Regions from separate parts of the Homo sapiens genome. Here region 1 is linked to region 2. Evidence: chromatin loops called from intact Hi-C (ENCODE). Cell type or tissue: IMR-90. All regions are shown on one strand. Each heading gives the region's core, and the rest is flanking DNA. Links, peaks and the distances in the headings are about the cores only. Region 1 overlaps ANTXR2 (ANTXR cell adhesion molecule 2). Region 2 has its middle 11 kb from the start of LINC02469.

The links. A loop is a pair of places that touch in the nucleus more often than their neighbours do. Peaks named below come from ENCODE experiments on the same cell type or tissue, not always from the same donor. Only the 100,000 strongest peaks of a DNase experiment are listed, where the experiment ranks them.
Region 1: it touches region 2 in a loop (7-fold over the local background); 1 of 110 quality-filtered maps calls a loop at or near these places.

What each region holds. Positions count from the first base shown.
Region 1 is chr4:80,009,838-80,014,244 of GRCh38, reverse strand. All of the region lies in intron 11 of ANTXR2 (ANTXR cell adhesion molecule 2), which reads left to right. Among named protein-coding and RNA genes, the nearest start is that of ANTXR2, 61 kb to the left of the region's middle. In IMR-90, for the core only: no CTCF peak of the experiment used is centred there; a DNase peak (open chromatin) is centred at 2,424; H3K27ac peaks cover 313 bases.
Region 2 is chr4:79,650,391-79,654,797 of GRCh38, reverse strand. No RefSeq gene overlaps it. Among named protein-coding and RNA genes, the nearest start is that of LINC02469, 11 kb to the left of the region's middle. In IMR-90, for the core only: no CTCF peak of the experiment used is centred there; DNase peaks (open chromatin) are centred at 2,447 and 3,577; H3K27ac peaks cover 2,000 bases.

The DNA.
Region 1 (4,407 bases), core at 172-4,171, 360 kb before region 2:
AGACCCACAGTTAGAAGAAATCCAATTTGACTGAAGTTTAAAGTTTAATCAAGCAGAAGAAATAGGTAAGGCTGTCTTGATGAATAAAGTAAGTGAAGAAATAAGAGAAAGAACTGCTTAAGACGTGGGAAGACCAGACACCGAGTGAAGAAGACAAAGGAAGATAGAATTCCAAGGTGAAGAGAGGGCAGCAGTACATGCCTGGGAGAGGCCAAGGTGAGCCAGGGCTGAGAAAATGTCCGAGGGGTCACCGGTGATCTCCCCGTGTCTGCCAAGGCTGATGACTTGAAGCCTTCTCTTTCTTATGACTTTTATTATTCCACTAGTTATTACAGGATAATAAATACTACAATTCAATTTTTCAGGTTGACAGTAATTATAGGAAAATTATTTTTCCTCCTTAAATTTAACCATTGCCTTGTATTTAACCTCAAATTCCTGTTGCCTGTGGTAGTGATATTACCATTCCATAGATATGAAAAGTGAGACTTGCGCTGATGAGATGCACCTGCTGATTTATGTATGAAATATCTATTGAAAATAGAAGAGTATAGTGGGTAATACTATGATGAATACCTGGACCTTGGATTTAAATGATATTTAGTCTTTCAGGCATATTTGCATATGGTGAACAGGTGAAATGCAGTTAGCGATATTGCTCATTGTGAGGATAATGCTTTTTACTTGCTCAGGCATTTGAAAGCCAAACAAAGTAGAACACTATTATTGTAGTCATTGGTTAGTCCTTGTTAAAATCTCACAAATAAAGAAGCTCCTCTGTATGCTTCAGGAACATCCAGGGCTCAGTCCTATTGAGGCCTTAGGAACTGAGCTGTGAGTTCCTGTTTGCTTCTGAGCCTTTCTTACCAGCCTTGAGACATTGACGGCAGGGCTTGTGCTGTGCTTATTGCCCGTCTCTCACAACTGGTCCTTACACAGAGCAAGTGCTCCAAAATTATTTCCTAAATGAATGATTGAAAGTAACCATATATCTAGTTTAAAATGGGGAAACTAAGTTTTAGATTTAAGAGATTTAAGATTAGAGTCTGAGGAGGGTTTGTATTTAGACAATCCTTTATGTTCATCTCTCCTCAAAAGATCTTTAAAATGGATCTCTGCTTTTAAAAACATAATGGAAAGATGTCCTTTTTTTTCTCTTGGAATCACTGGTCTTCTGACTCTTTTGCAATAACAATACCAAGAACCTGTTTGCTGAGCAAGTATTAAGTGCTAGACGCTGTGTTCAGCTCTGCTGTATATGTGCTAAATCCTTTATGGCTTCATTTAGCACTCACAATCCAAGAGGAGGCTGTTCAGATTATGTTAATTTTGCAGATGAGAAAACTGAGGAACAGGAAGATACCTCCAACATTCAGTGCACTTTTATCCAAATACATTAGAAGGTACTTCTTCTTATGTGGACCCAGCCCTCAAAGAGGTGCATGGTTTGATGAGTGTAACAGCAGGTGGTTTCAGTCCTTACTGTCCCTGCAAAAGGGATACTTGAAGCCTGGAGGCTCTGAAAGGTTGTTACTTGCCCAGTTTTGCAGTCTGATAAATGCTATAATTCAGAATTGAACCCACGTCTGTCTCCCCCACCCCCTGACTGAACACTTCCACAAGTTGCCATTTTAAACCAGATTCTACATTGATTTATATAGGACAAGGGTTGGCAAATTTTTCCTGTAGAAGGCCAAATAGTAAATACATACTTAAGGCTTTGGGGGCCATATGGTCTCTGTCACAACTACTTAACTCTACCATTGTAGTGCAAAAACAGCTATAGACATTATATAAACAAATGGCTGTGTTCAGTAAAACTATGTACACTGACATTGGAATTTCTTGTAACATATTCTTCTTTTGATTTTTTCAGCTTTATGTAATACTGTAAAAAAAAAAAAGGTATTAGCTTGCTGGGGTCTTACCAAATAGATTGGCTGGATTTGACTCTTGTACCATAGTTTCCTAATTCCTGATATCAAATATTCCAAAAAGAATCCAGTAAATGAAATAATTATCTGTTTCATGACTCTGTTTTCTTTCCCTAACTCTAAATTCATGAAACAAAATTGTGGAGACCCATTTTCCCCGTTCTGTGTCTGTTTCATTCTAATGTGGCTGCTGTGAATTCACTATTTTCTAGATAGATTGCAGCAATAATAACTAATGCTCTTTTGAAACTTTCCAGTGATTCCTCTGTCCCATAGTTATGTTGCAAGGGCAGCAGTCACCCTGATTTGTTTTTATATCTCTATGATTCTCTTCACTAGAATTTTAGTTATATTTGGCAGAATAAAGTTTTTTATTCTATAACTTGCTTTTAGTGAAGAAAAGGAAATTAGATGCAGATGACACAGTCCCTGAATACACTAATCCCAGACATCAGCTCGGTTAACTGGATACAAATTCAGGCTTTCCCATTGTGTTTGTTTTGATAGCCAGAGCCACTATCAGAGCAAGAAAGATGTTAGTCATGAAAGAAAAACAGTTTCATTTTGCCCAAAACTTTATAAACATATTGGGGAAATGTGGAACACTACAGAATTCAGTCCCGTAATCAGATACCATGTTGCAAACTATGGACTTAAGAGTCAGATGAAGAAGAGTATGAAACTAGATTTGATTACATATAGATCTATATCACGAGCGAAACTAGAAGCTTCTCAGTTTTACATAGGCATGCCTCTCTTTAGAACTGAAAAAGTTCTAATAAATATTTATTACTCAAATGTCATTTTTCTTAAACAGGGTAGAAATGTTCTTGGCTTGCCAGGGTCTTACAAAATAGATTGGCTGGATTTGACCTTTGTGCCATAGTTTCCTAATTCCTGATATTGAATATTTCAAAAAGAATCCAGTAAATGAAATAGTCATCAGATAGATAGATGATAGACAGACAGATAGATAGATAGATAGATGATAGACAGATAGATAGATAGATAGATAGATAGATAGATAGATAGATAGATAGCAAGACCAGGTTGCATTTTCCCTGACGCTTTTCCCATCATGTTTGGCTTATATATATACTAGGTCTGTAGGTCTTTAGAAAGTGCATAATTTATTTTTAATTAATTTATTTAATTTATTTTTTTTGAGATGGAGTCTTTCTCTGTCGCCCAGGCTGGAGTGCGTGGCATGATCTTGGCTCACTGCAACCTCCGCCTCCCAGATTCACGCCATTCTCCTGCCTCAGCCTCCCGAGTAGCTGGGACTACAGGCGCCCACCACCATGCCTGGCTGATTTTTTGTATTTTTAGTAGAGATGGGGTTTCACCATGTTAGCCAGGATGGTCTCGATCTCCTGACCTTGTGATCCGCCCACCTCAACCTCCCAAAGTGCTGCGATTACAGGTGTGAGCCACTGTGCCCGGCCATTTTTAATTTTTTTAAGACAAATCTTTGCAATCAGTCGATATGATAATATTGTAATAATAAATTATATTTGTATCTGGAGATGCATAATATTTTGTCGATGCTACTAATGGAGGCTTTTTTTAAGGGAAAAATAAAAAATTTTGAGTATCTAGCAGGGCTAGCCCATCTACTTTGTGTTCTGTCAGTGCAATTTTCTGATTTTCCTGTTCTTGGCACATGCATAGAAGAAACAAACTAACCACTAAATTTTTAGCAGTTTCATGGCCTCTAGTTGCATGTCCTTATTTCTGAACATGGGTGTGAATTCTAAGAAAAGGGGAAACCAAATGTTCATAGAGCCCTTTTGAAAGCTGTATAGCACAGCCAAATGGTGTGCCATTTCTATGAGTGCTGTGGCTGGATCCTCATGTGGGAAAGGTCTGGTGAGAAATGTATTCCTTCTGTACATGGACAGTCACAGATAGGGGCTGTCTTACATAAGACCATATTTTTGAAGGTGAGATCAAGATTTATACATTTGACAATATTTCTCCCATAGGGTACCACAGTTTTCCATGCGTTTCTATGACATCCTTTTTCCGTTATATTCTTGTTTGCCTAGATTTTAGAGCTTAATGTGTTTGTGCCTGTGGACGGTAGCTGATTTATTCATGAATATTTAGAATTTTGTAAAGAAAGATGCACTTTGGAATGTTCTTTCTAAGAACAGGCTACTTAGGTATTTGCCTGAAAATTTCTATAAAGTATTAGTATTAATCTTCTTTCTCTTTTGCTCTTTTTCTTTTCTTCCCTGAATTTTTTCTCATAAAAAAAAAAACCACAAAACAAAACATTATTACTGAGGATCCTAGGGATTAGGCATTTGGGAGATACCCCTTGTTCCCTTGGAAACTGTTTGTACAGTAAAAGTTCAGTAAACATTCTTCTTTGTATCCATGTCTTTTGCTGTTTTTTTTCTTTAGAGTTCATTCTTTCAGTAAGTAGTTTTTTCTTTCTTTCTTTCTTTTTTTTTTTTTTGAGATGGAG
Region 2 (4,407 bases), core at 186-4,185:
CTGATGACATTGAAAAGAGCCTTTTAAAATAAGTTAGAAAGCTAAGTGAGATGTGATGATTTCCACTATGTCATTAATTTCTGTGAAAATTATTAACTATTACAAAGTACATCACCTAAATATATGTGTGTGTGTGTGTGTGTATATATATATATAATATATAAATTATTCATTTGGTTTAAGTAACATTTTCTACTATATGATTGGGCAGATAATGGAATTATTGAACTGGCTTAATGTTTCTTGCTGTTGGCACGTTTTAGAAAATATAATAAGAATGCCGGAACTGGAATTGAAAAAGAGGTTAAGTATCACTTTGCATAATCTTTAGTAGAGTGATGATAAATTGGATTATTTCATTGGTCCTTCAATAATGAGGCCTATTGTTTGTCAATTACTGATCACAATTGTTTGGTTCCCCTTAGTAATAATATACATGTGCACTTTGCCATGGATTTGGAATACACATAGTGTATTTCCCTGATCGTCAGTCATGTAATTTGTGTTGGACAAAAGATGTTAGTAGCAGATGTGACAAGTGGAGAACTGAGATGTGCTTGTGTGCTTGGGCATGTTTCATGCACTTCTGGAATTACATGAGAAGAGATTCTCATAGGGAGTTATTGGCAGTTCACCCGGGACCCTAGAGTTTTGGCACACAGAACAGACCTGAGCCTCACGTACAGCAGAGACCAGAGCATGCACAGACCTGACTCACAGCTTGGAGCCAAGACCAGCTGAGCTCAGCCTCGACAGCTAAGCCAGAGCTGACCTACAAACACACAAAAGTTAATAAATAATTGTTATTTTAAGCCATTGGATTGCGGAGTGATTTTCTAAGTGGTATTATTGTGGAAATATTAACTAATGCAGAAATCGGTACCTAAAAGTGGGGTACTGACATAACCAATATTTAAAATATTTGCCAGTGGCTTTGGAATTGAGTGACAGAGAGCAAAGAAACTTATAGAATAGGCCGAAAAAAATATTATGTAGTGGCAAAACATTTGGTAAGACTGTCACCTGTGGTTACGCTGAAGAAATAAAATAAATAACTACTGAAATGCCAGCTTTGGAGAAGGAGCTTTTGAAGCAGAAAGTTGAAAATGTGCTGATTGTTATGAGCTGCATTTCATAAGGTCCTGCGCTATTGAGAGGAGCTCAGAAAAGAACTCACAGGTCAACAAGAATAAGTGATCGTTGTTTTAAGCCCCTGAGTTGTGGGTGGTTGGTTACACAGCATTATTGTGGCAACACTTAGCAGCTAAGAGACTTAAAATATATGTTAGTTTTACTTCAACAGCCCCACTTTTTTTCCTCATATAAATATGGGCAAATCTCTATGCTGGTTGTTATGAAGAAGACAGAGAAAAATCATTTATTTTATAGAATTATTGGTATTTATAGGTAATTAAATTTTATTTTCAGGTAAATTAGTTTAAAATATTACATTTAATAAAAAGATGGTTAATAATTTTTAAATATAAATGTTTTATAAATATGAACCATATTATAAATATATTTATTTATATATAATAAATATATTTTATAATATAGACAGATTCTGGCATCTTAACTATAAGAGATATTTAAAATAGTAAAGGGCTGATGACAATTCTGAGCAACTCAACAATTACGTTATGTTATGCTTACTAGTTTTGCCTCTTAGTGAGAGAATAATATATATTCTTGTATTTATTTTAATTGCTGGTAAATGCATCACTAACCAAGTTAAGATACTCCAGAGTTGAACTGAACCAATATGGCCAGAGTGATTAATTTGGTTTAAATCACTACTGGAGTCTTAATTCTAGGAAGAGACCTCATAAATTCTAGCACAGTACAAGCCAGCAAGGTTGCAGTGCCAGTGTTAATGTTTATGCCTGTGTCCTGGCTCAGTACATTATCCCTAAATGAAGACCAACCAAAAACAGTCCAAACAAGAGATGGGCTGCCAGAGGAGATTTTCAGCATTAATAATAACTTGTACATATTTATTCACCTCAGTTGTCTGATTGAGGAAGACTAATCTGTAAAGGGCACCTTGCACACAGTGCTACTGTGGGATTGCAATAAAGTAAGAATATGAACATAATTATTATGTTACCAAAAAGTTCACTATTTGACAGAAACAAGAACAAAGGCTACACCTTATATTTCTATGGAGACATTTTGTGCACTATTTCCGTTTGTTTTTCTCCCTCCTTTCCTTGGGTACCCTATCCCTCCTAAAGAAAAATAAAAGTGCAACATGTACACAGACCAGAACAGGAATGAAAAACTCTCACTGTTATTATGAGCCCATGTAATAAAGCTCAAATTTCAACTGTGTCAAACATTCCAAGTTTATCTTAAATATTTAAAAATATTTGCTCAGCTTCCTTATCCAAACATATCCAAAAGCGTAATCCAGTAAAATGATTGCCTGTTCTTCAGTGAACTTTCCAGTTTGAGTCACGAACCTCGTGAACTAGATACATGGACACATTACTACATGCCATAGATTTCTTTCTTTCTTTTGTAATCAGGAAAAAATAGTCTGCTTCCATTGCTTAACTTGTGTTTTTATTGTCTATGATAACCAGATCTTTGGCTGTACTTTCTTTAAAAATATAAAATTTCCTAGAATTAAAAACTTTTAAAAACTTTCTGTAAGAGAGGTTTATTATTTTTATTTCATTTTTGTTTTGTTTGCTGGAAAATGGGATATATTAAAGCGTATTATTTTTTAAGGACTCATTTTAATTTGTTGGGTGGTGGCTGAGCTAAAATATGTGTTGTTAATATAAAATAAGAAAAGTCAGGAGACATATCTGTATCTATGAGAGTAGGCATTAGTGAGAGTAAACAGAATGGACTTCTAGAGTAGAATTTGATTCTGTAGCATTCTGTTTGTGTGATAAAAATTCCTCCTTAATACATTCCAGATCAATCAAGATATTAAAGCCAAGGTTATTTGCATCCATCAAATGTAATCACACCCACTGGCATCAGGGCTATGGAATTCTGGGCTTCACTTGCCCTGGGAGTTCAAAGGCTGTAGCAATAACCCATTAGCATATTTCCCACAGACAGGGTAGTGGAATGATTGAATATTTAACCAATGCCAAACATCACAATGCACCTCCTCTACTTGAGAATTGAACCTGTCAGCTCCTAAATTGTTTGCATTTTCAAGCAGTTAACACAGTTTACCATCTGAAAACCATCACATCACCCCTATTTCTATAGCAAATTGCTTCATAAATGTTAAGTTAAAGGATAATGTTATACTTCCAACCATAATTGGCAGACTGAGATAATTTGTTCCATGTATATTTTATCACTGACTTAAGAGGGAATAGCAAAGGGAAGAGTAGGAACCACTGCTCACATTTTTGGCATAAAATAATAGCTGCTTTTTCTTAAGTAGATGAATCAAAAAAACCACAAAACTTGCACTTATTTATTGTGAGTCTGATGTTACCTCATCAAGAGAAACTGATCAGGTTTCTATGGTATTTCACATCTACAAACCATGGCATTATTTCCACCAGCTGTTAATGCTGCTACTAAAATTAGGGCCAGGAGCTCCACAGCTTAAGCAACTTAAGTGGGTTTGGAAATAACATTTGTTCACGCTCTGTTTATATGCTTTTGGTTTTTCATAAGTACAGTATGTTAGAGGAGCTCATCGTGAAATTCATTTCTACGTAATTAGAGTAGCCAAGTTCAAGGAGTATGGTGCCTGTTTGAGATTTCTCAGTTTCACTTTACTGGGTTGGAATGCCCTGTCCCAGTTTGGCTCAGACATGATATTTCCTCTAGACTAGAGTTGTAAAGAAAGCAATTTAAAATGCATAAGCACAGTGCCTGAGTCATACCATATATCAACCACCCAGCAGGATATTCACACTAAAGCATTGTCTCACTTCCTAATTGCTAAAGGAAAGTCCCTACTCCCTTCCCAACTATTTAATATTCATGTGAATTTGTATCAACTGTGTCCAGGCAGAATGAAAAGCTACATATTAGAGCATCATAGAATAACTTGAAATTCACAGGACCAGATTTTCCCCAGAACAAACTTTTCAAATTGAAGAATCAAGGATTCTTATTTTACCTTAATTTTTCCTGGAAAAAAAAAAAGCCAGAACTAGATGTCAGGAAGCTTGAGTTGTAGCCTTTGCTCAACCACTAAATAATTAGATAATTCAACCAACATGTATTTATACTTATTAAGGGTTTTTCATAGTGGTAGATGTCAGAATCGAGGAAATTCATGCTTTTACAAAATTCATAGCCTGGTGGTGGGAACTAATTGGATAATTCATTTTGGTAACACTTTACCAGTCTAACTTCTCAAAAGGCGACACACAAGGCAAATACATGAAAAAAATGCTCAGCATCATTAGTCATCAGAGACAT